2 separate regions of the Homo sapiens genome follow, and region 1 is linked to region 2. Evidence: read pairs that join two places in POLR2A ChIA-PET (ENCODE). Cell type or tissue: GM12878. All regions are shown on one strand.

Region 1 (2,500 bases), 99 kb after region 2:
ATAAATATCCTTAATGTTGGTATGGCAGGGTTTATTGACTCCATTATTCTACCTTGTTGAAGTGTGTAGAAAAATTTTCCCCAAATCGTTTCCACCTTGGCACCCTTTAGCAATTTTTCCATGAAGTCTTAAATTCTTTCTGCATAGGAGATTTGGGGCCATTAACGAGCATGGTTGAGAAAGGAACTATGGTCATTAGAGGCCCCCAGACAGCTAGGTATTAAATGTGAATATAAGCTCTTAAACAATGTGTGTGGGTGCAGAAAAGCTCATTTTCTCCCGTTGAATGCTCCTGAGAGTCGACTTGGCCATCAATTTCTTCTTCCATGAGGACACAGTTGTAGATGTCATTGGAAGGGCAGGTGTGGCAGTCAAAGGCACTCTCCTGCCTTTCTTTGACCACTAAAGGTCATGTGGGAAAAACCAAACAGAACATTTTGAATATTTTTAGTGTAGTTCCTGCAGAAATTGCATCAATGGGAATCAAAATAGGGAAGTAAATTAACAGGTGCCCATGCCAATAATGCCCTTATCATCCTATGGGGTCAGCACTAGCATGAATTTTACAGCTGAGGAAACTGCACAGCAAAGAAGTTCCTTTGCTTGCCAATTGCCCTACGAGGAAATGGCAGAACAAGTCTGTGAACCCGATCCGTCCACCTCCCATACTTTCTCCATTGTAGGGCGACGTTATTGTGTGGGAAGTGTCCATTTTCTATTTAAAGAAAGCTTTCAAAATAAATGAAGTTTAAAACATGGGTTGATTTAAAGAAAGGTATTACATAAATAACAGAGCTTGTGGGTCATAGATGTGACAAAGCCATCATGTAAGTAGCGTGGCCTTGCCGAGGCTGGAGACACACAGGGAGGAGCCCAGGAGGGAGAGCTGGGTGTGGCCCCCACTCTGCCTGTGACCTGCCTACAGCCCCTCCTGGCTGAGGTGCCCTCCACATCAACATGATTTTTCACTTCTGGGCTTCAGCTTCCTGTGGGTCAAGATAAAGCTTGGCCCAGATGGTCTCCAAGGGTCCTCCCAGCTCTTAGAAACAGTCTTGCTGTGAACAGCTATTTTTTGCTCTGTATTTAAAAGCACAAGGGCCAGGCCTATTGGGAAAGGCCATTAAGTACAATCAAATCTACCAAGATGAAAATATAGGTTCCCGCCCACATGCCATCTTCTTTAAATGCATTTGGCAAGTCCAGAATGTCAGCAATTAGTAACCGGGCCCAAGCACGGTAATAAGATTTGGACTCACCAGTGAAGGAGAAATTCTTCCCCTGACTAATCTGGTTAGTGAAGCAGTTCAAAGTTGCACACGCTGAAAAATGTTCCACTAAGGTCATTATAAGTACAAATAAAGTAGACTCTGCTCGCAAATAAAAGTGGTGGGTCACACATGTGTATCTTCCTACGTTATTTTTTGAAAAAAGTTTTTTTAGACTTCTTTTGAAATAGATGCCCTTGACCTCATACTAAAGTTTCACCATCAAAGGCAAATGAGGTGGTAGTTATGTTTAGGTGGGGAAAGTCCAGTGAAGGGTTGGGTAACTGCAGAAACTGCTACATATGTATAGATATTTCCAGGTAATTTAGGCAAGGTTGTTGGGGAGGGAAGCAAACTACACAGCCTTTCTAAACAACAGCATTTGTGTGTGTGTGTGTGTGTGTGTGTGTGTGTGTGTGTGTTGGGCGGGGGTGGGTGGGTGTTCTGTTTTTTAATTGACTACTTTGAGTCAGAGAAGCTACACGGTGTGTACTGGTTAAGGGTACTGACCCTAGGAGCTGAAACACTTCTTGGACTTACAAGCTCTGTGGCCTGGAACAAGTTACTTAGCCTTTTTGCACCTCAGTTTCCTCATCAGTAAAATGGAGGTAATAAGAGTATATAATTCACATAATTATCGTGAAGGTTAAATGAATGAACATATTAAAGTGCTTACAGCAATACTTGCCATAGAGTAAATACTTTATGTGTGAACTATATTCTTATCTGTGAAACAGTGTCACCTCTCCCTCTAAACTGCTTTGGAAACACCACGTACCTGATAACACGTATCTTACAAAGCCAAGCTACCTTATGCAATGCTAAGTGCACATTCCCTTGTGTATTAAGCAAAACTGGAAAGCCTTGGGGGGAACTTTATAGCTGGAAGGTGTCCGAGACATCATCTAGTCTTAAAGTGTCATTTTGTAGACAAAGCAATTGAGACAAGAGAGGTGAGGTGATTTGTCCAGAGTTATGGAGCAACTTGTAACCTGGCAGCCAAATCCAGATGAGAACAAGGGTACTATTTACATCACCGCCATTCATTCCCAATGGATTCTTAGTGTTTCAGGTATGAAAAGAAATTAGAAACCAGGAATTAGGATGCTTGGGATCTCTCACTCACACTCTGCCACAAGCCTCTCTCCTAGCCTTCAAATCTGTAGCAGGTCTATGTGAACATTTGTTTTCTTTGTTTTTGAAACACTAGGCAATGCTCTTTCTTTTCTAACCAC
Region 2 (2,500 bases):
GGCAAATGGATTATCACACAGTAGTGAAAAGCAAATAAACTAGAGCTGCACAAAGCAGCACTGATGAGTCTTAGAAAAGAAACACAAAGTGAAGAAAGCAAATCACAGAAGACTGAGTAAGTATGACTCCATTTTATAATGTTAAGAAAACAAGCAAAAGCAAATATACATATTTTTAGAGACTCATACTTATGTGATAAACACATAAAATAAAAAAGCAAGAGAATGAAACACAAATTCCAAGATTGTAGTTACCTCCAGTCACCTCCTGTCTACTCATCAAGTTGTTGGGGGAATAAATGAAACAGCTGAACATACCTGGCAAAAGGTGGGTTTCCAGCACGTGCTCGCTCCCCGCCTTCTCCCATTCCCTCCCTTTGTATGGTTTCAGAGGAGAAAAATGTATAAATTCTGGCATTCTCTTGGTGCTCGCATCCTTCCAGGGGAAGATCCTTCTGAATCTAGTCTGCATCTCTCCCACTTACAAGGATTTTCTCCTGTTCAGCTCTGCAAAGAGATGGGGCAGCTGGTCTGCACCTTCAGTTAGAATCCTGGCTCTCTTAGAGTGCAAGCGTTAAACCATCTTTCGGCTCAGTTCCTTCACGCTAAAAGCTCCCAGGTTTAACATGGAACAGACCTTTTTATTTTCCCTTGAAAACATTCAGTTAGATCTGTTGTCCTCTGTGAGATTACAGAAGTTCCCAAACAGTGCTAGTTCCATTGTTTGGAGCTCAGGGTCAGTCAAACCTAATAAAAGTACAGACACCTGGCAACCCAAGTTTCACTTCTGCTGAAATTATTGTTAAGTATCACTTTAAAAAACAAAGAAGATTGCATGAGGAAAAGCAAATTGCTTTAAAAAAATGGACGTTCATTACTCTAGGATGTGAGATACTATATTTTTTAACAAGAAGTGAAACTTTTAGAAAGCCTGGGTGATAAGCAACTAAAAACAGCTGAAGTCAGGATCCCAGAGCTTCCAGAAAAGGCAGGAGTTGGGTCAGCGAAAAAGAGTAATGAGTCACAAAGAGTAAATGAGTCTGGTCCTAGAGAGAACACGTGAGAAATGGCTCCGCTGCCCTGGAGACTTCAGCTTCATGCATCCCTGCCCAGGCAGGGCTGGGTGAGGGGAAGGGCTCCTTTCACCTGGGTTTAATGAATGAATAAGCACTATTCCAAATTTGAATTCAGCTAAGATGTAATGAAGGCAAAGAGAAAAGAGCCTCATTTGTTAAGCACTTGCGGTATGCCTGGCCCCATGCCAGGCCATCAGGCCTGCTACTCCTCTTGTTTGTTTATTTATTTATTTGTGTATTTTTATTTTTTGAGACAGGGTCTCACTCTGTCACCCAGGCTGGAGTGCAGTGGTGCAATCTCGGCTCACTGCAGCCTCGACCTCCTGGGCTCCAATGATCCTCCTGCCTCAGCTTCCCGAGTAACTGGGACCACAAGCGCATGTCACCACGCCTGGCTAATTTTTGTATTTTTTGTAGAGACAGGGTTTCACCTTGTTGGCCAGGCTGGTCTAGAACTCCTGACCTCAAATGATCCACCTGCCTCGGCCTCCCAAAGTGCAGGGATTACAGGCATGAGCCACTGCGCCCGGCCCTCCTCTTGTTTAATAATAACCCAAGCTGGGAGGGAAGAGTCACCATCTACCAGTTGGAAGATGAGGAGGCTAAGGCCAGTAGCACTGTATCCTGGAGGTGGCCAGTAATTACAAATGACCTGGGCAGATGTTCCAGTGAGGAGAATACAGGGCCACTTTGGTCTGTAGCCTCAATTTTCATAATGACCCTTATCATAGCAGTGAGCATTTATTGAGTGCTTCCTGTGTGCCCTGCTCTGTGCTAGCCACCATCCATTCCCTCCCTCACTAATCCTCACAGCACCCTCTGATGTGTGACTGTAGTAAGGTGGAGGTCACCTCTGTGTGACCTTGGGCAGTGACTTCACTTCCTGAAGGCTCAGCCTCGTCACCTGCAATAAGGGGCACTCACAAGCCCACGTCAGAAGGTGCTGTGAGAATTAGTGAGGGAGGGAATGGATGATGGCTAGCACAGAGCGGGGCACACAGGAAGCACTCAATAAATGCCCACTGCCATGATAAGGGTCATTATGAAAATTGAGGCTGCAGACCAAAGCGGCCCTGTATTCTCCGCACTGGAACATCTGCCCGGGTCATTTGCAATTCCAGGACATCACTGGCCACCTCCAGGACACAGTGAAATCATCAACTGCTTCTTTTTTTTTTTTTTTTTTTTTTTTTTTTTGTGAGACAGGGTTTTGCTCTTCTTGCCCAGGCTGGAGTGCAATGGCGCAATCTTGGCTCACTGCAACCTCCACCTCCCGGGTTGAAGCAACTCTCCTGCCTCAGCCTCCCAAGTAGCTGGGATTACAGGCATGCACCACCACACCTGGCTAATTTTTTGTATTTAGTAGAGATGGGGTTTCACCATGTTGGTCAGGCTAGTCTCGAACTTCTGACCGCAGGTGATCC

What was found. ChIA-PET counts read pairs that join two places held together with the same protein. Peaks named below come from ENCODE experiments on the same cell type or tissue, not always from the same donor. Only the 100,000 strongest peaks of a DNase experiment are listed, where the experiment ranks them.
Region 1: POLR2A ChIA-PET joins it to region 2 with 9 read pairs; 6 of 35 experiments call an interaction of 5 or more read pairs at or near these places.

Annotation. Positions count from the first base shown.
Region 1 is chr3:127,834,090-127,836,589 of GRCh38, forward strand. The region is part of intron 4 of LOC107986129 (a long non-coding RNA gene); the gene reads right to left. Among named protein-coding and RNA genes, the nearest start is that of MGLL, 13 kb to the left of the region's middle. In GM12878, no CTCF peak of the experiment used is centred here; DNase peaks (open chromatin) are centred at 1,432 and 1,993; H3K4me3 peaks cover 2,073 bases; H3K27ac peaks cover 2,450 bases.
Region 2 is chr3:127,735,387-127,737,886 of GRCh38, forward strand. The region is part of intron 3 of MGLL (monoglyceride lipase); the gene reads right to left. Among named protein-coding and RNA genes, the nearest start is that of ABTB1, 64 kb to the left of the region's middle. In GM12878, no CTCF peak of the experiment used is centred here; a DNase peak (open chromatin) is centred at 1,005; H3K4me3 peaks cover 1,204 bases; H3K27ac peaks cover 2,194 bases.